Linked DNA regions of Homo sapiens: region 2 is linked to region 1. Evidence: chromatin loops called from intact Hi-C (ENCODE). Cell type or tissue: IMR-90. All regions are shown on one strand. Each heading gives the region's core, and the rest is flanking DNA. Links, peaks and the distances in the headings are about the cores only.

Region 1 (12,836 bases), core at 2,598-10,597:
TGACTCCTGGAGCACTAGCCATCACGTCCACATTCAACAGGAAGGAGAAGGGAAATGGTCAGGATACAAATCATCACATGTTGCCCTCTTCACAGTGTCTTATGAGTTGGGTAATATTAGTTTGATTATTATATAGTTGAGGAAAGTGAGTAAAGAAGGTAAAGTAAATTACCCAGTGTTATCAGATGATAAGAGGTAGAGTCAAGATTTGGATGCAGTTAGTTTCACTCTGAAAGCCATGCTTTTAACCTCTCTGATAACTCTATAGAGAAAAGACTTGAGAAAACAGCACGCCATTTAGTAAAGCCAGAAAAGACAGAAGTAGGAACTCTTTGGATATGTACTAGAAACAGTGATTCACTTTGGCTGGGTCACAGGATATATGAAACAGAAAGAAAGTAGGATTGATGCAGTGTCATGATGGGCTTTAAATCTATCCATTTGTTTCTTTATTCAGCCAATGTTGTATTTTCATTAGAGACACTGAGATGAAAGACACCTATTCTGTCCTTAAGGACATCACAGTTTAGTAGGGAGACAGACCATTGCCATACAGTGTTGTAAATGCTATAATAGAAGTACATGCAAAAAGTTGGTGCCACCATCTTTTGAGGGCAGCAGCACAGATGTCCCAGAGGAGGCAAATTCTCGGCGGGGTCTTTAAGGAGGATTAGGACTTAACCACCTCCAAGTTGGGAGGGCAGGGAGCCTAGACGGGGAACATGAACAAAGGCACAGCAATGTGAAAGAACATGCCACAATAAAGGACCCACTCATGGTACCCACGTCTTGACTGGAGATAAGGCTGGAGCGGTGGGTGAGTTAAGGTCACAAACTGTAGACGAGGGGCTTTTACATTTTTTACCATTGACAGAGTGACACTTTAATCAGCCAGCATCAAGTGTAGCAATATTGGGCAAGGTATGATGAATATTTATTTGGATTATGATAGTGACAGAAGAGAAGAAAATGAGGGGATAAATGTGAGAGCTATTAAAATGACATAGCATTGGGTCTGGGATCAGAGAGAAGAATGACATGCTAAGCCATTCTTACATTGCTATAAAGAAATACCTGAGACTGGATAACATATAAAGAAAAGAGATGTGATTGATTGACGGTTCTGCATGCTGTACACGGAGCATGGTGCCAGCATTTGCCTCTAGTGAAGGCCTCAGGAAGCTTCCACTCATGATAGAAAGCGAAGTGGAAGCAGGAGCATCGTATGACGAGAACAGGAGCAAGTTAGCGGGCACGGTGGTGCCACACACTTTTAGACAACCAGATCTCATGAAAACTTGCTCACTATTGCAAGGACAGCACCAAGCTGTTCATGAGGGATCCACCCCCATGACCCAAACACCTCCCACTGGGCCCCACCTCCAACATTGGGGATCACATTGCAATATGAAATTTGGAGGGGACACAGATCCAAACTATGTCAAATGAGTACCACTGGCCTTGGGTAACAGGGAGGATGACGATGCCATTAATAGAAGGAATGAAACACTGGAGGAGGAGCTGGTATAAGAGGCAGTTATGTTGAGTTTGAGCCATGTTAAGTTTGAAACAACATGCAGTGGTATCCAGAATAGCCTAGGAGAGAGGATGTGAGTGAGTCATCCACATATGTCAGATGATAGTTGAACCTGAAGCCATTAAACTGGCAAAGAGGAGGTTACAGAGAAAAGGAGAATCAGGAAATCTTAAGGCAGTGAGGCACATGAGAAATAATGGGTATAAAATATGACTGAGGAAACACAAATGGGAGTTGCTATGGTAGACTGCCTTTTCAAGGAGCTGCAGCAAAGTGAAGGCCATAGACGGTAGAACAGGAAAGTAGGCTTAAACAAGTTTGATCACGCATCATTGAAATTAGTCACTTACTGGTTTTTTGCCCCATTTCAGACTAATAGCTCCAGTTTTTTTACCACCTCAGCCTCCCAAGTAGCTGGGACTACAGGCATGTGCCACTATATCAGGCTAATTTTTTAAATTTTTTTGTAGAGATGGAGTCTCACTGTATTGCCCAGACTGGTCTCAAACTCCTGAGCTCAAGCAATCCTTCCACCTCAGCTTCCCAAAGTGCTAGGATTGTAGTAGGTGTGAGTCATCTCACCTAGCCTTTTGCATTTGTTCTAATGGGTGTGATTAAAAAGACATCACAGATACTAACTAGTTAGCTTATTATACCATAGAATAAATGATCTGATTTCTCTCTACATTTGTATATGTCTTACCTATAGTCACACTATGTTGTGTTATCAAAGCAATTTTACTATATCAAACCATAAATATATTTGCACGTAAGAAATAAGGAATTCACTCAAATACATCAGAGAAATTAAAAGTTGATGTGCAGTTTATTTCTGTATGAAATATGCACTCATGGAGCCATAATTTGCACAAAAGACCAGCCAATTCAGAATTGAATGGCATAATTTTGCTGTTTCAAATACCGCAAATGGCATAACATAACATTTGGATTTATGCATAATTCTTAAAGTTTATTGACACTTTTTATTTCTTTAATTAATTTAGTAAACTTTAGATCCTATAATAAATGATACTAAAGACCTGTGCATTTCACAGCATATCTATATATTAGAATGTTTAATCTGTCTATAAACATGTTCTTTATATGTGGTTCTAAGTAGCCCGTAATTCATTTTAAGCATCATGACACGATAAACATATAATATGTATGATACGTACTGTCCGTTTTTTATTCTTTGTGATGCAGAATATCTTTAATTTGTCCAAACCTATTTTATTATCTTGGTATTTTCCAAGATATTTGTAGTATGACTTCACAAAGTTTTTAAAATAATGAAGATAGGCAATAGGTTCATTTGAGAAGATCTTAATATACAGGTAATTTGTTTTCAGTGAACTCTGGCCTCCTTCAGCCATCTCATACCTCATCTTTCACTCTTAGGTATTTTAAGTAGAACAGACTGAAGTGTCATTGAATTTAACCTGAGTTTTAACCAATTTTCTTTGACTTGAAATTTTAAAATACAGGGTATATTCAGTTCTCGAGGAGAAAAGATCCTTATGGCAGATGCTGATGGAGCCACAAAGTTTCCAGATGTTGAGAAATTAGAAAAGGGGCTAAATGATCTACAGCCTTGGCCTGTGAGTATAAGAATGTAGTTTAAATAACATTCAGTCAAGAATGCAGGAGAGCTAAAGTAAAGTTAAAGGAGAGTTTACCTATCAGTTTAAAAACTGAGTGTTTTTGGTATGAAATCCTTATACAAATGGTACAGCCCCATAGAGGAACTGATCATTTTGTTACAAATATTGTCTGATTTTATGAGATTCACTTGACAATTACTTATTTAATATTGTGACCATTTCTCTCTCTTGGTTTCTGATTGCTTCTACCCAAGTTTTAATATTTATTGTGCATATTCAATTAAGACTTTTATTTAAAAGTATAGCCTGAATTCCAGGTAAAGATGTGAAATGAAGCTGGATCACAGAATCCAGTTTTTGATGAAACAAACAAAATCACAAGCAGCAATCACTCAAAAAGGATTATTTGAAACTTCACACCATAACTTCAAAAAGTGGAGGTTGAGGAAAGAAATAAAATCCTAGTACCATTCCTACCTTTTAAAAGCCATTTAGAGAAATAAGATGAATTTGGCAAACGCTCAGGATCCTGAGCGTTTGCCAAATACTTCCCAATCTGGAAAAAATGAATAAGAGAATGAAAAAGCACCCTTGGACAACATCAAACAATATACCTACCATCACACAATATGTCAAACAATATACCTACCACCACACAATACGTCAGAATTTCAGCAGAAGCAAGAAAACTTGCTGAGGTCTGCCATTTTTCAGGACTGTAAGCTGAATTGGGGACACAGATCCATGTGACTAGATCCTTTCCTGGATGGAGTGTACCTTGTTCAAGACACTCGACAAAATCTCACAAGACCAGGGAACCCAAGTAACCAACAAAGCCACGTAGAGCTCCAGGGGAGGGTCCCTCCTCCCTGCCTTCCCACCGTCTACCCTCAAGTCCAGATATAATACTCAGGCCTTGAAATTCTAGTTTAGAGGGGGAAGAGATACAGGTACATCAAGGAGAATGTTCATTTACTGTAGGAGAGCTGCCCATGTTAATCATGACAAAATAAAAGAAAGAAATGGCAATCACACCAACATATAATTACACAAAAAAGAATTAAAGTTGCATACAAAAGATTTAAGACAGTGTAATCCAAGGAAAAGGACAAAATTACATGCAAGTATTCTGGCTAAAGAAATAAAACAATGAAAATAAGAATTTAGCAACACAGGTCTTCAAAGGTAAGATGACAAAACAACAAAATGGTATTAAAAGAAAAATTACAGGCCAGGTTTACATGCCTGTAATTCCAGCACTGTGGGAGGCCAGGGCAGGAAGATCACTTGAGGCCAGGAGTTTGAGCCCAGCCTGGGCAACATAACAAGACCCCATCTCTGTAAAAATAAGAGAAAAATTAACAGGGTGTGGTGGTGTATGCGTCTAGTCCCAGCTACTTAGGAGGCTGAGGCAGGAGGATCATTTGAGCCCAGCAGTTTGAGGTTATAGTGAGCTGTGATTGCCCCACCGCACTCCAGCCTCAGTGACAAAGCAAGAGCCTGTCTCAAAAAAAAAAAAAAAATTACAGAACTAAGGAAACAAATTGAGACCAAAATAAGATGAATATGTAAAACTATCTATGAATGAAATAGACCTAGTTTAGAACTGAATATTATTACATATTTATTAAGATCCTGTTATAGCAAAAACCAAACCAAACAACACAAAAAGGTAAACATATAAGGCCCCCCCAAATTTAATAATAATTACAGAAAAACTCACTGCATATCCTTCTAGAAATAAATATTTATTTAATTCCACACTTTGTGAAGTATATTTCTCCCCCACCATCATCCATCCCCATCCCTTGTATTTCTAGCTGTTTTTTTTGTTTTTTTCTAGGTGTTTTTTGTTTTTTTAAGATTCTAAGTGAATCAACTAATATAATTCTTAAGAGAATTAGCTGTAAAGATATTCATACCATTGCTCTTCAGACAAGTAGCACTAGCTGCATGTGTCTATTTAAATTTAAATAAAATGAAAATTTAGTTCCTCAGTTTCATTGGCCACATTTAAATTACTTGTTGCTAAAAGCTACCTTTTTTTTTTTTAAAGGAGATAAGGTCTTACTGTGTTGCCCAGGCTGGACTCAAACTCCATCCTCCTGCCTCAGCTTCCTGAATAGCTGGGACTACAGAAGTGAGCCACCATGCCCCGCTTGTTGTATAGCATTTCCATCATCACAAAAAGTTCTCTGGCTTATAACATGATATGAATTTATTGTTGGATATGTTGTAGTTCACTCTTACTAAAAAAGTATTTCATGTCCAACATCTTAGTAAATCATGATAGGCTAAAAGGAAAATCTCATTCATAAAGTTACTTGGTGTGATTTCCTGATTTTCTCCAGAGGACCCCAAGAGAAACTTGATAAATATTTCCCTTGCATTATCTTTCTAGAGGGAGTCACTCAGTGGGAGGGAGGGCATAAGGCATCAGATTTTTAGCAGCTGATTTTGTCATTCAGCAGTAGGGCAAAGATAATTTAAATGATTTTGCTGATGTTAGGGAGTGAACCAAACAATAAAACAAAAATCTGAACTTTATTCTTATAAATCTAGTTCCTTTATACTACTCTGTAAAGAAAAGGAGTTCTGATGCCATATTTTTTCCTTATCATAATCCCATTTACTACACTGTTACTAGAAATGTTAAGTTTTAAAGAATTAAAGCATGTGATTATCATTAAGCTATTAATTCGTAGCCTTGGTTTTACAGCACCTTAAAGTATCCCTAATTATTTAAGTGTCCCAGCTCAATTGAATTAATTTGAATTAAATTTAGTAAGTTTTATTAATATGCATCATGTAATACTCTTTGCAGGAGGTGGAAAGGAGGCAAATAAATGATAGGTGGTTAAAGTTACAAAATTCATAGTTTTTGGATCCACCCAGTGAAAAATATGGTTCTGACAAAGCTTATAAACAGCCAGTCATTGCTCTCAGAAAACTTACATTCTGAAGTTGACATGCATAGAGAAATTAGAAGAAATCTTCTTACTTATGTAATTCAGGTGTTAGAGAACTTTTTCTGTAAAGGACCATATAGTAAATATTTCAGCTTTAAAGCCAGTCAGCCTCTGTGGCAGCTGCTCAACGCTCTATTGTAGCATGAAAGTAGACATAGATAAAATACATCCTTTATTTACACAAATAAGCAGCAGATCAGATTTGGGCTACAGGCTATAGTTTGCTGACTCTTAAATCTAATTTAATCATTTATCCAATATTGGAAAGTTTTTACAACTACCTAGTGATCTTTCAGCCTCTACTGCATAGCTCTAGTGATGCTTAAGCAGCTCATTCTGTCTCAGCTCAGCTGTGAAGTTCCTCTAGACACCAAATGCAAATATGTCTCCTTTTAATCACCCCCTTCCATTGTTTCTGTCTTCTGTAGCTACACAAAATTATCTACTCCACTTCTTTGTGACAGCCCTTCAGAGAGTCAAAGCTGTTTTCCATGTGTATTCTCTGTTTTAGGCTGTCAGTTCTTACGGTTTTTGTTGTTGTTGTTTGTTTGTTTGTTTGTTTTTGAGACAGAGTCTCGCTTTGTCATCCAGGCTGGAGTGCAGTGGCGCAATCTCAGCTTACTGCAAGCTCCGCCTCCCGGGTTCACACCATTCTCCTGCCTCAGCCTCCCCAGTAGCTGGGACTACAGGCGCCTGCCACCATGCCCGGCTAATTTTTTTTTGTATTTTTAGTAGAGACAGGGTTTCACCGTGTTAGCCAGGATGGTCTCTATCTCCTGACTTCGTGATCCACCAGCCACGGCCTCCCAAAAGTGCTGGGATTACAGGCATGAACCACTGCGCCTGGCCCAGTTCTTACAGTTTTTAAACATAGCATATTTTTTTCTTATAATTTTCCACTGAAGATGTGTCTGTTCGTGTGGATTTGGTTTCCACATTACATTGTTACTTCGTACAGGTATTGCCAACTCTTTTTCCTGTTCATTGCCTTTGAACTTTGTCTCTCCATCTCTATACTGGTGTGGATTTCTTTCTGTGTTCTTTTGCTTTGTTTTCAGGAATGGAATTGTGGCTAGTTATCTCAACTTCAACTTGTTAGATTTCTGTGTCTAAAAGTGTAGGTTCTTGTTCTATCTTAGGGCAATAGCTGTTTTCTCAATTCATTTAAGCCACAAATTTGATAAGCATGCCTTGCATGTATTTCCCTAAGCCCTAATAAAAATAGCGACTGAAATAGTTCAGAAAATAATGAAACAGGAACGTGGGTTTTGTAGTCAAGTCCTATAATTACGTGACTGTCTCACTAGATGGCAGTCATTAGCTTAAATATCTTTTACAATATTGCTTTGACCATTTAAGTCATTTCTTTAGTACGTTTTACAGTGGTTTCTAATGTCTTCTTTCTTAGCTGATTTTTTTTTAATGACTACAAAAAGAAATTTATTACTACTTGCTTGTATTTCCTCTTAGAGTAACCAGGTTACATGTTCTGGTTCTGATGATTCTTATACAAAGTCATCTTACAAAAGTTGCCTACAATTTCTTTTCTGATAATAAGTGCTCCTGTAAGGTTTTAAACTACATGTATATAATTTAAGTAGAGCTTTGTATAATACATACAAATAAAATAGGGCATTTACATTTTCATACTAAAAATTTTATTTTATTTTATTTTATTTTTGAGACAGGGTCTCCCTGTGTCACCTGGGTTGGAGTGCAGTGGCTCAATCTCAGCTCACTGCAACCTCTGCCTCTTGGGCTTAAGCGATTCTCGTGCCTCAGCCTCCCGAGTAGCTGGAATTACAGGCACGCACCACCACGCCAGGCTATTTTTTGTGTTTTTTGGTAGAGATGGGGTTTCACTGTGTTGGCCAGGCTGGTCTCAAACTCCTGGCCTCAAGTGATCTGCCTGCCTCGGCCTCCCAAATTGTGGGGATTAGGAGCATGGGCCACCACGCTCAGCCAAAACTTTCATTTATATTTTACTTGTATTTTCTTTTCCCACATCTTTGTTTTTTAATATGCAAAGCTTTCCTCTCAGATTTTCAGTTTCCTAACTGGTAGTTAGTCTACCTCTTTTTAAAAATATGCTTGTTTTTTAGTAATTTTTCTAAGCAAAGTATATGCTGGCCAGGCACAGTGGCTCACATCTGTAATCCCAGCGCTTTGAGAGGCCATGGTGGGAGGATCGTTTGAGGCCAGGAGTATGAGACCAGCCTGGCCAACATAGCGAAATCCCGTCTCTACTAAAAATTAGCCAGGTGTCGTAGCGCACACCTGTAAGCCCAGCTACTCGGGAAGCTGAGGCATGAGAATCACTAGAACCTGGGAGGCAGAGGTTGCAGTGAGTCGGGACTGCGCCACTGCACTCCACCTTGGTCAACAGAGAGAGACTCTGTCTCAAAAAATAATAAAAAATTTTTTCAAAAAATAATCCCAAAGTATATGATGATCACTTGTTCAGTTGCTTAACTTTTCTAAATAGAATCAAAAATCCCTAACAGGCAAAATAAATGCTAAAAAGTGTGTATTTCATGATCATAGAGTCATTTCTCAGGCTGTGACTTAGGTTTTAAATTATTTTATTTATTTTTTATTATTATTTTTTGAGACAAGGTCTCATTCTGTCACCCAGCCTGGAGTGCAGTGATGCGATCTTGGCTCACTGCAACCTCTGCTTCCAGGGTTCAAGCAAATCTCATGTGTCAACCTCCCGAGTAGCTGAGAGTGCATGTGCAAACCACCATGCCTGGTTAATTGTTTGGTATTTTTAGCAGATGAGGTTTCACCATGTTGCCGAGGCTGGTCTTGAACTCCTGACCTCAAGCAGTCAGCCCTCCTTGGCCCCCAAAGTGCTGGGATTACAGGCTGAGTCACCACGCCTGGCCCTTAAATTCTGATTTAGACATAGCTCTAACAAGCTGAGTTTTTAGTTTTTTAAGCCCACAGATGACTAGAATTAATGGATATGAAAAAGATACGGAGAAAAATTACATTAAGAAGAACCATAGGAAGCAGATCTTAACTACACGCACAACTCAGTCTGGAGTGCTGGGTTGCTTACTAATGACCCTGAATGCTCTTCTATCTCTAATATAGTAATCCTTGGCCAGTTCTAGTTTTGTATACCAATGATTCATATCTGCGTGCATGGTTTGGTTCCTTAAAAGAATGTGACAGTTAGTCCTTCTCCCTTTTTTTGTGGACCATGTGAGCAAGTCTAAGAAGCTGGTATGTTTGTTTCACCCTCTCAATATATGGGTAGAAAAGCAGGCTTCCAAAAGAGAACTCAACCTCCAAAGTCATTTGTTTTAGACACCATAACTCTGAGGTAGTGATTAAAATGAGGAAATGTGGCCGGGCACAGTGGCTCATCCCTGTAATACCAGCACTTTGGGAACCTGAGGACAGGCGTTTGAGACCAGCCTGGCCAACATGGTAAAACCCCATCTCTACTAAAAATACAAAAACTTAGCCATGCATGGTGGCACACACCTGTAGTCCCAGCTACTCAGGAGGCCGAAGCAGGAGAATAACTTGAGCCCAAGAGGTGGAGGTTGCAGCGAGCCAAGATCGTGCCACTGCACTCCAGCCTGAGCTACAGAGCAAGACTCCATAATTAATAAATAAATAAGGAAATGTATGTCAGGTGTTTAGCATGTGTTCAGCACTCAACCAGTACCTGTAATTATTAACATTCATCTTTTTTTCTTTTTTTTTCCTTTTTTTTTTTTTAATTGAGACCAAATCTCACTCTGTCACCCAGGCTGGAGTGCAGTGGCACAATCTCAGCTCACTGCAGCCTCTGCCTCCTGGGTTCAAGTGATTCTCCTGCCTCAGCCTCCCAAACAGCTGGGATTACAGGCATCCACCACCAGGCCCGGCTAACTTTTTTTGTATTTTTAGTAGAGGTGGGGTCTCACCATGGTGGCCAGGGCTGGTCTTGAACTCCTGACCTCAAGTGATCCTCTCACCTGGGCCTCCCAAAATGCTGGGATTACAGGCGTGAGCCACCACGCCCGGCTAACATTCATCTTTGTGCTTGATATTTTTTCATCAGATCCAATTCTGTTACTGTTTATGATTGTTAATATAAATTAGCTATATCTCTATCTATTCCTTTTCTCCAGTAAATTGTGTGAAAATATTTAACTTAAAAAGTACTGAGGACCGGGCACAGTGGCTCACGCCTGTAATCCCAGCATTTCAGGAGACTGAGGCATGCGGATCACCCGAGGTCAGGAGTTTGAGACCAGCCTGGCCAACGTGGCAGAACCCCATCTCTACTGAAAATATAAAAATTAGCTGGGTGTGGTGGCACGTGCCCATAATCCCAGCTACTTGGGAGCTGAGATAGGAGAATCTCTTGAAGCCAGAAGGCGGAGGTTGCAGTGAGCTGAGATTGTGCCACTGCACTCCAGCCTGGGTGACGGAGTGAGATTCCGTCTCAAAAAAAAAAAAAAAACAAAGGTGGGGCGCAGTGACTCATGCCTATAATCCCAGCACTTTGGGAGGCCGAGGCGGGTGGATCATGAGGTCAGGAGATGGAGACCATCCTGGCTAACATGGTGAAACCCCGTCTCTACTAAAAATACAAAAAATTAGCCGGGCATGGTGCCACGTGCCTGTAATCGCAGCTACTCGGGAGGCTGAGGCAAGAGAATCGCTTGAACCCAGGAAGTGGTTGTTGCAATGAGCCGAGATCTTGCCACTGTACTCCAGCCTGGGCAACAGAGTGAGATTCCATTAAAAAAAAAAAAAAATACTGAGAAAGATTTTGATTGATTTAGCATTTCTTGCTAGAAGATAATATATACTTTACTTCTTACCACCGTTTTTGTTTTTTTTTTTTTTTTTTTTTTTTGGAGACAGTCTCACTCTGTCGCCCAGGCTAGAGTGCAGTAGCATGATCTCAGCTCACTGCAACCTACACTTCCCGAGTTCAAGCAATTCTCATGCCTTAGCCTCCCAAGTAGCTGGGAATACAGGTGTGTGCCACCATGCCTGGCTGATTTTTGTATTTTTAGTAGAGACGGGGTTTCACCATGTTGGCCAGGCTGGTCTTGAACTCATGGCCTCAAGCGATTCCCCTGCCTCAGCCTCCCAAAGTGCTGGGAGTATAGGCATGAGCCACTGCACCTATTTTTTTGTTTTTTTAAATGAGTTGGGATCTCCTTCTGTTGCCCAGGCTGGGGTGCAATGGTGCCATCATGACTCAGCCACAATCCTCTTACCTCAGCCTCCCTAGTGGCTAGGACTACAGGCACATGCCACCACACCTGCCTCACTTATTAAAAGCCAACTGTCATAGTAACTTAAATACTCATTTTAAAAAACCATGGGAAATTCAGTTATACTCCAAAAGAGGTTTAAAAGAAAGAGACTCCATGTCTACAGACATTTTCTAACATGGGCAGTTTTTAAAACAAAGATATCTTTCATTTCTGAAGAACAGCTAACTTTTTGAAAAAATGTTTAGATTAATTCTACCTGATAGTGAGATTGGTATCAGGGATTCAGCTCTTACATCAGAATTCTTCAGATACACAAAACTCTTAAAAGCTCTTGGGGACTTATGCTGAGATAAAAACGAGATTTGTAAAAGAAAGTTTTTTGGATTTTGATTTGTTTTTAGTTAAATTACATGGTATTTTAACTCTACTCATGAATCTTTGAAATGGAGAAGTATGTTCTTTTTTATGTATTACTCAATAGTGTTGTTGCTCTTTTCAAGTTTAAAGTTAAAACTGATTTGCCATATGCTATTTGAACTTTTAACATGCTTCCTCTCTAAGAAAATCATTCTCTCCCTTTCTGCACAAAGTACCTCTACCAGAAAAACAAGGGAATAAATTATTTTACTACTAAATAGTAGGCAAAGTATATAACACAATTTTTTTTTTTCCTGAGACAGAGTCTCGGTCTGTTGCCCAGGCTGGAGTGCAGTGGTGCGATCTCGGCTCACCGCAACCTCTGCCTCCCAGGTTCAAGCGATTCTCCTGCCTCAGCCTCCCAAGTAGCTGGGACTACAGGCGCTTGCAACCACAGCCGGCTAATTTATGTATTTTTAGTAGAAATGAGGTTTTGCCATGTTGGCCAGGCTAGTCTTGAACTCCTGACCTCAGGAGATCTGCCTGCCTTGGCCTCCCAAAGTGCTGGGATTATAGCCATGAACCACCGTGCCCAGCTAAGAAAATTCTTTTCTTTTTTTTTTTTTTTTTTTTTTTTTGAGACAGAGTCTTGCTCTGTCACTGAAGATGGAGTGCAATGGCGCAATCTTGTCTCACTGCAACCTCCACCTCCCAGATTCAAGCAGTTTCCTGCCTCAGCCTCCTGAGTAGCTGGGATTACAGGCATGCACCACCACTCCTGGCTAGTTTTTGTATTTTTAGTAGAAATGGTTTCACCATGTTGGCCAGACGGGTCTTGAACTCCTGACCTCAGGTGATCTGCCCACCTCAGCCTCCCAAAGTGCTAGGATTACAGGCATAAGCTACCGTGCCCAGCCTAGAAAATTCTTTAAAGAAAATATGGATAGCTAAAACATCCCCCAAACGTTTTATTTTTTTATTAATAATAAAGATAGAATAACCAGAACTGACAAGAATTTGATTTAATAGTCAATATCATACCAGTTAATGGGAATGTAAGTAACATGTTTTGTTTTGTTTTTTTTTTTTTGAGACAAGTTACTGCTCTGTTGCCCAGGCTGGAGTGCAGTGGTTC
Region 2 (12,836 bases), core at 1,800-9,799, 250 kb after region 1:
AACATGGAAAAACTCTACCATGACAATGAAGGAAAGCCTGTGAACCAAGGAAAGGGAAAATGAAGAACAAGCACAGGAGGAAGGAAACCTGGAAGCAGCTTGTACCCTGGAAAACCAGGAAAAATTAGAAAATGATGGAAAGATAGAAAACAAGAGAAAGGCGGAAGATGAGGAAAATGCTAAAGAATAAGGAGAAGCCAGAGAGCAAAGGAAAGCCAAAAGGAGGAGAGTCAGAGGGGGAAACAAAGGCTGCAGGGAAGCCCCCCACTGAGGACATTGTACCCAGGAAAGCCAAAAGAAAGCCAACCGGGGGCTGGCTCATGCCTCAAGGAATATAAGAAGGCCATACATGATATGCATTTGAGCAATGGGAAGATGATCAGAGAATTTGATGAGATGGCTAGGGTGGAGGATGAGGTGAAAAAAATCAGACAAATATTGGGGGTAGGCCTTATGTCGGTGTAAAGAAGTTTATAGAACCCCTTCCACCTGAAAAACCCAAGAGAACTCAGCATGGCTGTGAGGTCCTACAAAGGGGAATTGAGGACACTTCTTACGCATCTGCCCCTGACAGGCATTTACCAGGCCCTGTGCTTAACCTTCTGCCAATACTTTGCTTTAAGTCACCCTTCTGTTACCACAGCCTTTGGGCACAACTGCAATGCTCTATGGTTGGGCACAACTGCAATGCTCTGTGGTTCAGTATCAGATTTTCGTCCATTGCATGGAAGAAATGGTGCATTGTAAAATTAAGAAACACAATTTGAAGAACCATTAAAAAAAGAAATGAGAATGGAAAATGAAAGAACTCATAAATGATGGCCTTGGTTTTCTCACGAAAGTAGAGGAAGAAATAATTAATTTTGGCAGGAAGATATTTTTGGGGGAGGTGGAGAAATAGGGCCGAGAAAACACTGGAGAAAAAGTGACATTTGGGTCATGTCTCTCAGGTAGCATCATGTGTTTAGCTATTTCACAACCAACAATCATCAGTGATTTACTTATCCGTGGGTAATTACATGCTACTAACTTCTTATTATCAAGGCCTTTCTCCACTACCCCATTTTCAAGATTATCTATCATTTATCAGGCTTGCCAGTATGAGAGAAAGAACATTAGAACAAGGGCAACAGTAGTCACCAACGCAGAGTTGATAAAATACAGCAAATAGCCCAGTATGGCTGATATATATGGTGCTGGGTTGGATAAGTGGTTAGTGGTGAGGACAGAAGACCTGAGATTAACTAGGAAGGGATAGGCCATACTAGAGAGCTCAGAAGTGATTCTCAGTGGGGAGCTCATGTAGATTTCCCTCATCTGAGTGTAGAGTATGGTATTAATGGTCCTGATGGTACACGACAAGGTAGGGTTTTTCAGGGGCTTGGAGTGGAAACTGTGTTGAGGATGGGAGTTTCTCAGTGTATTGGGGGGTGGAGGCAAGGCAAAGACTTCCCAGTGATGGAATCTCTCTCTCTTTGTACCTCAAGGCTATTGGACTTGTTTCAATAGCCTTGAAACAAGGCTATCTTACTCCTCGGGAGACCTGATTACTATAATCAAATTCATACTAAAAAGCTTAACAAAGTGGTCATTGAGGGTGAAGCCAGGCCCTGCATCCACAGCGTTACACTATTAGAGTCATGGGAGACAATCTAGTCTTCAATGTTGCTCAGGAGGCTCTTCGGAAGCCCCCATCACCTGCTTCACCACATTCTTGATGTCATTGTACTTGGCAATGTTCTCAAGGTGGCAAGTCAGATTCATGACAGTCTTGGCCGTGCCAGTGATGGTGAGGATGCTGCTCTGGGCAGCACGATGACCACTGCACCATGGTTTGCCAGAAGGACCATCCACAGTCTGTGAGTGGCACTGATGGCATTGTTTATAACAGTGAGGTCCTCCCTGCTGGGAGAGTTCCATGGATGTTCTTGGGGAGGAGGGCTGCACAGTTGGTGGTTCAGGTGTTGTTGCTGATAGTCTTGAGGGAATGCTTATGTTTCTCATGGTTCACTCTCCTTGCACACATGGGGGAATCAGCAGAAGAAGCAGCGATGAGGACTTTTGTGACTTCACCTTTAAGTGAACCCCAATCTTCTTGAAGATAGTGATGACACCAGGGGCCCCCATACCAACATCACCCCATTGGAGGTTGGTGGGACCTGTTTCCTGGAAGATAGAAATGGGCTTCCCACTGATGATGAGCGTCCCATTCCTATCCTTAAAGATTCCATTGAACTTGACATAGTGGAATCAACTTGGAACATGAGGACCATGTAGTTGAAAACAATGAAGGGATCATTGGTGGCAATAATGTTCATTTTGCCAGTGTTGAAAGGAGCCCTGTAACCAGACACCTAATACTGCCAAATCTATTGACTTCAACCTTTACAATGGTGTTACATGAATGCGGCTGGCACTGCACAAAAAGCTGCAACTGTCTGTCCAGTGGAGAGTAGCAGAAAGTGCAGTGGGGAGTTATTGTCCCAATTTATAGAAAGGGGTTGAGGCCTAAGAGACATTTTACATTTAGTATACATAGGACACAACTAATATATTCTGTGAAATTATTCATGAGAGTGACATCCCTGGCATGTAATGGATGAGAAGGAAACTTGCCTAGAAGGGCAGGAGTGGGGTTGGGCTTGTGGCTGAAGCATGGGAGTATAATGTTATCACCTGGGAAGACTGGTATGGTCAAGGGCCTATCCTTGACTTTAGGATAGGCCTGTGGAAACCCTGAGAGCACCAGCCAGAACCAGGTCACCATCCAACCCTTCTGTCCTACAACCCTTCCTTCTTCCTGGTCCCATTACTCCCCAAAGCTGCCCACCCCCAACCGAAATGCCCTGACTTAAATTCAAGGGGCTTTCTTTGCTGCATCCCTCCTGCGCTTTATACCTTGGGAATATAGCTGTCGGCCTTGATCCTCCCTGGTCATCGCCTGGTTGAGAACAAACATGTCTCAATAGCAACCTAATTATTATGTAGGTAAGTCAAGAGATACTTTTGAGAATTTAAAGGGGTATAAATGATGGAGGTGGTAGTTTCCTCCATGGCCTTTCTCACAAACTAGAGATAATGAGGTTCTATAGATTACACTTCCTCATGTATTTGACGAGGAAGTAAAGACTTGCTAATGTCTAGCATTTACCGTTATCGCTTTGAATTCACACACTATCCTTTTGCTTTAAGTTTAAAACACTCTGTATGACATTTTCTCAGTTTTGAAACCAGACTCTTAACTCTCAAGGAATTTTGTTAGGTTGCAATAAGATTTGTACTTTGCATTCTAAGTTGAATGAGAAGTGGTGCAGAAAGAGAACATGTTCACATCCAGTCATTTAAAAAATTAATCTTGGGCATAATCCTTCTAAACAAGCATCCCAGTACAACACTTAAATGCTATCCAAACCTTAGATAAAACAAAATATGATTTTGATCAGTCATAATGAATTAGTAAAATGTCAGTCTGTGTTATTTTCAAATGAGATAGGAAATGCATAATGGCTGGTAAATTGCCTTTCATTAGAAAACCACAGAATAAAACTGTAAGCTTTTTCTAAGTATTTATTTCTGAATTTACATAGTTTTGATATATTTACCAACCATGCTTATGCTTCCTGAGTTATTAAATAGATAAGCTGCTTTACAGAATGAACCAAACTATAAACCAATTAAACTTTACTAAGGGGCAAAATTCCCTGCATTTTTCTATGTTTTTGAGTTTCATGGCTGTGTGACTATCCCACTCTCCCCATCCTATCAACCTTCATTTATTGAAGATTTTGCCATCTAATTCACAGAAGGCCTGGCTTCCAGAACTCCTGCCATAATTATAGATAGTATTAATATTCTGGTGAAGAATCCATCCAGACTTTAACTTGGTCTCCTTAACGTTTCACTTTTACTTCTATTCTACATGAGCTATCCATCCTCAACTTCATTCTCACCAAGAACAACTTCATTTCTGAAGTTGCAAAGGTCAATATGAAAATAACCTGTGACCACAGCCTTTTGGTTCTCCAGCTTTTACCCACCATGCCCAGCGAGTCCTTTGGTTCCCAAGCTCCCATTCCCCTCATTGCTTCGCTTCCTTCTATTCCATCCCTGGCTAGAAACGAGGGAGCATCTCTCAAACTGTTCTCCTGCCTGGGCCTTCATTTCTGCCAGTGGTATCACCCTGCTGTGTTCTGACCATGGTTAATGTAAAACTGGCCTTTTCTGTCCCTTGAAGCAGGTACTGAATGTTGTTGGAGGAAATCACAGGTCGTTGTCACCACATACTTTTGGTCTCCAATCTCAGTGAAATGCTCAAAGCTATCCTTTGGCGATTCTCCAGGGAACAGCCTCTTGCTTTCTTCCCAGGGATTCTTCCCTCTTCCTTAAGCCCCAACCTCCCTGATGACATTTCCTTTCTCTCGGCAGATGACACTGCCTCATGCTTCATTCACAGTGAAAGGCAGACGCTTTCAGGCACAAATATCACCACTTCTATTCCTCAGGGTTCCTGCTTTTCCCGTGAGGCCACTTGGTGGACACATATACTGAGATCTCAGCTAGACAGAAGGGATTTGTATTTAACTGAGGCAGAGTCAGGGTCATTATATCAGGATGTCGGAAAACATCTTTTTGCAGCTACCTTTGTTCTGTTTCATAGCAACTAGCTTTCCAGCTCACAGATAATGAAAATCAGGACTGGGTAAGAGAGTGGGTTATTTACTCCACGGGTATTTGTTGAGCACACATTATGGAAATAGCCCTTAGGCCCCATGGACCCAATGATATCAACAGTGTCTCATTCACGTTTCATAGATGCTAACTGAATGAGTGAATTAGATAAATGAATGAACAAATGTGGTAAACAATCCCTGAAGTGAAGTAATGAATGAAAAATTAAGTGCAAGTTGAGTATCCCTTATCTAAAATGCTTGTGACTGTGTTTCAGATTTCAGTATTTTCAGATTTTGAGTATTTGCATATACGTAATATCTTGGAGATCGGACTTAAATCTAAACACAAAATTTATTTACATTTCATATACACCTTATATGCATAGCCTGAAGGTAATTTTATATGATATGTTTAATATTTTGTGCATAAAACAAAGCTTGTGCTAAGTACTTATGTGTGGAACTTTCTGCTTGTGGTGTCAAGTCAGTGCCCAAGAACATTCAGATTTTGGAGCGTTTCAGAATTTGGGTCTTCAGATTAGGCATGCACAACCCGTATAAGATGCGTAAGAAATTTTTCTGCTCAGAAGGAGCATATACTCTAATTTAGAAATACCTTAATATGACATTATATAATAAAGTTTTGAAATGTGTGGAATTAAAAATTAGAGACAAGATAATGTATAAGAAGGTGCTAATTATATAGTCCAGGCAGGGTAATTCAGGCAGAAAAGTTCTTTTTCCTTTTTTAATACAGGAGAGATCACATTATTCAGCTTTGCATTTTCTAGGTTCACAATATATCTCAGGAAAGAGAAAGAATAAATACTTCATGTTGCTAGAGAAAGGGGATGTTGGACCATGAAATTTAAGGCAATATAGAAAGAAAAAGGGAATTTCTTCTAGAGAGCACGGCTAAAGGAAGACCATAAAAAAGGCAATGTGAAAATTGTGGGCAGTGAAAATTGTATCTGGGGAATGACAAGATCAGTTTACCTTGTCCATCAAATTTGATAGATAGAACGTGTGTGTGTGTGTGTGTGTGTGTGTGTGTGTGTGTGTTACAGAAATTCCAACTTAGGGACTAGTTTGTTAGAAATTTAGTAATACTATTGGGACCCACCTTAGAGCACAGTTATGATGGTGCACTCATATTGGAAGAAAAACACTTTTGCTTATGATTATATCCTGGGAGCTTGCAAGAATAAGTCATCTATTCTTGTTCAATAGTTAGTAAAGAGTTGATGTCCCTAATAATTACACAGAAAACTTGCAGAGCCTCTTTCGGATGCGAGCTGATGCCCTAAAAGCTTTGGGACATATAAATATTTACAAGAAAATCTCAGGGTGGGCAAATGAAGGCATGCATAAGCAGTTTGTAACACATAAAAACTCGATTTATAAATATTTCATGTTAATATGTGGTCACCACCAGGGGGCGAATTCCTTTCCACTTGCAAAAATAGCTGCCAGAGGAAAGGAAAACTGCTTCCACCAGAGCTGGTGGAGAACAAAAATCCCTTCTCTGCTTTACAGAGTCATAGAAGATAGTGAAGGTCTCCTCTTTTGCCAGGGGTAGGTTTATATAGGTTTCTAACATTAATTGCATTTCCCCCATAAAAATGTCATAAATAATGGTTAGGTTTGCAGGATGATTCCAAAAGCAAAAAATTAAAATATATTTTAATACTTTTAAAAAGCCACATATACACACATATATGAATGTATTTATATGAATATAGATAATTATGTATAACATAAAATTATTTATAATTTTATGGAAAATTTTATTTGCCTAAGTACAAACTTTCAGAACTCAACGCATTTATATGAGAATGCCTATTCTTTCAAGGCATTAAATAAATGCCAAATGAACAGCGGGTATGTAGTCACCCTTAAATATTTTCCTATCTTCTTAAATGTAGAATTACTTATTAAAGAAACAATAAAGAATTGCCAATACATTTCAAGATAACCTATTTTTTCCTTTTATGAAGGAATAAGTGTTTAGCTTTCTTTTTGCAGCTTGATAAAAAGAGACTAGCCTCCTCGCCTTCATCCCCATCCCCAAGCACTTGATCGCCATTGTCTGAGACTAAATTATAAATGTTCCAGCTAAAGTTAATAGTGAGCTGTGCTGTGCTTATCAAACAGCTTCAGGCTCTGCCAATACCCTCTGTACTACAAACACAAAGGGACATTCATTATATGTCAATTTTTTCAGCCTAATTTGCTCCCAAAGCTATCACAGGTAGAAATTACTGTTATTAGTATCATCTTCAAACAGGAAAGACAGACGGTATTAGCAAGGTCCTTTACCTGTTTTGTAGCAGTGCTTTGACATTACTGCTCAGTGTGACCAATGTCTGTGGCCCTCCCTTCCCATGGAGACCCTGCCCTTTGCAGATTTCAAAATCAGTCTGGTACCTCCCTCCACTTAGAGCCAGTTGGGTTATAAGCCACTAATGAGTATTTTGTTCCTTCTTAAGCAAACAGAAGAAACATAGTTCTCATCCATCTGCTATGGACTGAATTTTACCTCCCTAAATTCATATGTCAAAGCTCTAACCCCCAATGCATTTGGAGATGGGGGCTCTGGGTGATCTTTAGGTTTAGATGAGGTCATAAAAGTGGGCCTCCTGATGGATTATGTCCTCATGAGAAGAGGAAGAGGCCTCAGAGCTTGCTCTCTGCCATGTGAGGACACAGCAAGAAGTGTACCATCTGCCACCAGGCAGGTAGCCTTCACCAGAACCTGACCATGATGGCTCCAGGATCTCAGACTTCCAGCCTCCAGAACCGTGAGGACTAAGTGTCTGTTGTTAAGCCACCCAGTCTACGGCATTTGGTTAAGGCAGCTAAGACAATAATATCTGTAATATCTCAGATCAACTTTTTTCCTTCAGTATATGTTTAGTAGGAAGCATTAGACACATGAAACCCTATTCGTGTAAGGAGTACTACTTCACTATGAAGAGTGACTCATCATCCAATCTGGAGCTCTCAATTAGGCATGATAAAATTGGCTGCAGGCAGAACCTCCAATGGGTCAAGGGGCAGCCTGAAATTGTATCAGTGTTGTATAAAAGTGCATTTTTGCAGGGAGGCAACTAGAGCGTCCTCAAATTTTCTGGTTAGAGTCCCTATGAAGTTTAACAGCCACTTATCTAGATTTGTTTCTCCTCTGACTTTTTGTTTTTCTCATTGAGCTGACATCTGATAAAGAGTATCAACTCTAGGATTATAAACATTGGGGTTGAAAGCTTGATTTCTTTGCCACTTAATAGCTGTGTAATAAGGGCAAGTTTCTTTATTTCTTTCTTTATCACGCAGTTTCCTCACATGTTGTATTGGCTGTTCTTGCATTGCTATAAAGAAATACCTGGGCCGGGTGTGGTGGCTCACGCCTGTAATCCCAGCACTTTGGGAGGCCGAGGCAGGTGGATCACGAGGTCAGGAGATAGAGACCATCCTGGCTAACACGGTGAAACCCCGTCTCTATTAAAAATACAAAAAATTAGACGGGCATGGTGGTGGGCACCTGTAGTCCCAGCTACTCGGGAGGCTGAGGCAGGAGAATGGTGTGAACCCAGGAGGCGGAGCTTGCAGTGAGCCGAGATGGCGCCACTGCACTCCAGCCTGGGCGACAGAGCAAGACTCTGTCTCAGAAAAAAAAAAAAAAAAAAAAAGAAATATCCGAGACTGGGTAATTTATAAAGAAAAGAGGTTTAATTGGCTCACAGTTCACAGGCTGTACAGATAGTATAGAACTGCCATCTGCTTCTGATTAGGCCTCAGGGAGCTTGTACTCATGACAGAAGGTGAAGGGGGAGCAGGCACGTCACATGGTGAGAGCAGGAGCAAGAGAAAGGTAGGGGGAGGTGCCACACACCTTTAAGCAACCAGATCTCATGTGAACTCACTTATCACCAAGGGATGGCCTAAGCCACTCATCAGGGATCCACCCCCATGATCCAAACACTTCCCACCAGGCCCCACCTCCAACATGAGGGTCTACATTTCAACATGAGACTTGAGTGGGGACAAACATCCAAACTATATCACCTGTGAAATGGAGTGTTAACTAATTCCAACCTACAGGGCAGGTGGGATTTTCAATGAGCTATAACAGGGGTTCTAAAATTTGAGGGTGCATCAGAATCACCTAGAGGGCTTGTTAAACCCCACACTACTGGCTCCCACCCCCAGAATTTCTGACTCGGTGGAGGATGAAGCCTGAGGATTGGCATGTCCGACCAGTTCCATGGTGATGCTCAGTGAGTCCATGAGCAACGCTGCTGGTCTAAAGACCACACTTTCAGAACCACAACTTTCCTCCTGAAACACTCATGGAAACCTGGCCCTCGTGATTTATTTGTCTGTTTCTTTGCCTGATACCTGGATAAATCCTTCTGTTGCTCTGTGGTGCAACCCTTCATTTCAGTATCCAACATCTGAAGTTCCAGCTCAGACCTTCTGAGCCAGCAAGACTGCTGGGTTCAGTCTGACCTCACTGGTAAAGAACAGAGTGGGTTTTCAATGTCTAATAGAAATACACTGCATGGCACATGTAATTCTAAATTTTCTAGAGGCCACGTTAAAAAAAGACTAGTAAAATGAATTTTAGTTACATATTTTATTTAACCTAATATATCATCAATGATAGGATATTATCATATTAACATATTAACGATATGGACATTATTAATAAAATATTTTTCTTTTTTTGAACAGTCTTAGAAATCTGGTATGTTCTGGTATGTATTTTACCTTTCTAGCGCATCTTCATTCAGACTAGCCCCATTTCAGGTGATTAAGAGTCATATGTGGTTCGTGGCTACCAGGCTGGGTGGCACAGTCTTAGAGTATTTGTAAGTGGGAGAAAACTGCTGTGTATTCTCAGAGTAAAAAACTCCCCAGAGAGTACTGGGTTCTTTATGTTATAGACTCTTCTGTCACCAGAGTACCATAACCTCTCCAAAGGCCAGGTGTCCTTGCGTGAGAAAACTGAAGGCCTGGGCCTGGGATATTTTTATAGGAAGTTGCACATTTCACTAGGCAAAGAAAACATTCTTAGATTTCTCTTTTAATGCCCCTAAAATAGTCACATTTCCAAAATAAGGCTTTTCTGCTTTGAAATTGAACTCATAACATACCCACTGATTCTGATATTTCAGTTGGGTCCAGGAGTGGTGAATTCACTGCTTTTAATTCTTCCTGGGAGAAATTCTGGGAGACCATTTTGAATAGGCAAATTGCCACGTAGGTAAATTAGAGTCACTGTCTTCGAATTCAGCTTCCCCCAGACAGCAATAGCCAGTGCTTACCCCCAGGAAGTTAGAGCCTACCCACCCCAGAGAATTTTCACAGCAGATGTGGTTGAGTACTTCATAATGAAAATGCTCAGTCTAAATTTACGTTTTCTTCTTAGACAACACTGAGACTTATTTTTGCCATTTTTTCTCATTTCTGCGAAAGCAGTTCTTAACCCATAATATTACCTTTGTAAATATCTCAAACTGAAAATCATTTAAATTTTGTTTCTACGGAAAAGTGTTGGCGATTCATAAAAGAATAGTTGTATTTTCTAAGCTTTCCAGTATTACTGAAATCCATTTGGAAAATGTGACTATATTTTATAGACAGAATGTCAGATGTTTTAGATTTGCTGTGGAATTGCTAAAATTATGCCAGTAGTTGAGAATAAGTTGCCTCTAATTTTTTCTACCTGAACCTGTAACCACATCTAGGCATTTTTCAGGCACATAGTTTATCAGGGAAAAGTAATATTATTATCCTATTGAACCATATAAGACTACTGTTTTTGTAGGTCAAAAATTGTTGAATAGTGACAATTTCATGTATGTAATCATAACTAGAGAGGACAGCATTTTTCTTTTCTGTTCATTTTCCATGCCATTTAAAATTGAGTGGTAAGAAAAAAATGTAAAAGCTATGAATTTCAAATTTGCACTATTTCTAGTGGAAAAGAAATAGAGCAAAATGCTTTAGAGCTGTGATTCTCAATCTTGATGGTGCATTAAAATCACCTGTGCGACAAATACACTCTAAGGTGACCCCTAATGAGTCATGCCCAGTGGAATATGGAAAAGGCATTGAGATGTCACTCCCTTAGTTAGGTTACATTTTATGGTGAAGTTGACATGAATCACTTCTATGATTACATTGTGTTGTATAAGACTCCTTCTTAAGGGAACTGTGGGCAGCTTCCAGGAGTAAAGAGTGCTGATGGCCATGAAGGAAATGGAGAACTTAGTCCCTGAGGGAGCTTAAACAAAGATCGTTTCACTACGAAATCTCTGATGAGACCACAGCCCTGGCTGACAATTGAATCACAGCCTTGTGCAGAGGACTCTATTAGGCTGTGCTCAGATTCCTAGCCCACAAAAACTGTTGGATAGTAGATCTGCCATTATTTTAATCCATTAAGTCTGTGGTAATTCATTTTGCAGCAACAGATTACTGATACAGCTGGGGAGCTTTAGCAAATCGGGATATACGAGACCAATGGCATCAGAATCTCTGGGGCTAGGACCCAGGCATCATTGTTTATATAGTTCGTCAGTGATTCTGATTCACAGACAGAGCTAAGTACCACTGCTGGGGAGACAGACTGGTTTGAATTTTGGCTTTGTTCACCATTTCCCAGCTAGATGACCCTACACAAGTGACTGACAGTCATCTTTCGTTGCCTCTGTTTCCTCACTTGTAAATGTAGACAGTGATGTTACTTTCTGAGGCTCTGTGAGGACGAAATGAGATCACATTTCTTAAATATTCAGTAGGGTCTAGGATACAAGAAACCCTCAATAAAATGTAACTCATAGATGCTAAGAACAGCCCCCTTGTTAAATAATGTAATTGAACCCTCTATTAGTCAGCTTGGATTCCACACAAAATACCACAGGCAGGTGGCTTAAAAAAACAATAGGAATTTATTTCCTCACAGTCTTGGAGGCTCGAAGTCCAAGGTCAAGGTGCTGGCAGATGGGTTTCTGGTGAGTCTGGTCTTCCTGGCTTGCAGCTGGTGCTTTTTGCTGTGCTCTCACATGGTCTTTTCTCTGTGCCCACCCCTTGTGTCTCTTCCTCTTCTTGTAAGGACACCAGTCCTATAGGATCAGGGCCTCACTCTCATGACATCATTTAACCTTAATTGTCTCCCTAAAGGCCCTGTCTCCAAATATTGTACACTGGGAGTTAGGGATTTAACATATGAATTTTTGAGGGCCACAAAGAGATCCATACCCAACAAATAACATCAATATTTCAGGAGGACATTTTACAGCAATGGCACTGATGTTCCCATGAGGTACAGAACATCTTCTATAGCAGAAAACTATGATACCAGAAAGTGAATTCACTGAAAATAGGCCAAAGTTTCATAGGAAGTAGTGGAGAAAAGATTTTATTGGAATTTTATTCTGAAAAGTGAAGCTAAAACATGTAAAAATAAGTTGATTTCTATTTTTAAACACAATTGAATTAAAACTAGAACTATATGCTAATTTTTAGAATAATAAAGAAGGAATCTAGTGTTGATTTTTTAAGGTGTAAATATTCTAACAAAGTAGTATGATAGTAAATATAATTTTCTTCACTTCTAGTTTGACTTTGAAAGCACAATTATAATGAAGATCATTTTTGCAAAACTTATTCAGCTGTCTCCCAGGCCTTCCTAAGTTTTTGCATGTAAATGGCTAAGGATGTACCTCTTGTGCCACCACTTCTGGTCCATTTTCCACGGCTAACAGTACAACTCACCTCACCCTCATTTGTCAGAGTCTATGATTCTAGCAAAGTCCTCAACACATTTTCATGGACTTGATGAAATTCTGCATTTTTCCAGATATTTAAAATTTCAATTTGCAATGACTTGGCCTTGTATTTCCAGATATTTACAATATCTGATCATCTGCAAGAGGCTAATCTACAAACGTATAATGCAAGAAAGACTATTTGAATAGGGACTAATATTGTAAGTAGTAGGTTCATTAGTGAATTACTTCATGATTGTTTCCGTACCATGAAAGATGAGCTCTGACTGTTCTTTTTTTGATCTAACCCGAATAACCTAAACTTGAGGAAATTTGCTGCTGGGAGTGAGTGCAGGTGGGTCTAAGCTCTGTGCAAGGGAAAAGGTTTCTC

The links. Hi-C counts contacts between places; a loop is a spot of excess contacts. Peaks named below come from ENCODE experiments on the same cell type or tissue, not always from the same donor. Only the 100,000 strongest peaks of a DNase experiment are listed, where the experiment ranks them.
Region 2: it touches region 1 in a loop (8-fold over the local background); 2 of 110 quality-filtered maps call a loop at or near these places.

The regions. Positions count from the first base shown.
Region 1 is chr13:36,975,929-36,988,764 of GRCh38, reverse strand. It overlaps ALG5 (ALG5 dolichyl-phosphate beta-glucosyltransferase), which reads left to right. Exons shown (of 10, transcript NM_013338.5): 6 at 3,025-3,138. Among named protein-coding and RNA genes, the nearest start is that of ALG5, 17 kb to the left of the region's middle. In IMR-90, for the core only: a CTCF peak has its summit at 7,407 (motif pointing right); DNase peaks (open chromatin) are centred at 7,414 and 9,224; H3K27ac peaks cover 917 bases.
Region 2 is chr13:36,729,594-36,742,429 of GRCh38, reverse strand. All of the region lies in intron 3 of LOC102723490 (a long non-coding RNA gene), which reads left to right. It overlaps LOC124903156 (a long non-coding RNA gene), which reads left to right and starts at 12,307. Exons shown (of 2, transcript XR_007063758.1): 1 at 12,307-12,836. It also overlaps the pseudogene GAPDHP34 and the pseudogene TCEAL4P1. In IMR-90, for the core only: a CTCF peak has its summit at 6,106 (motif pointing right); a DNase peak (open chromatin) is centred at 6,109; H3K27me3 peaks cover 162 bases.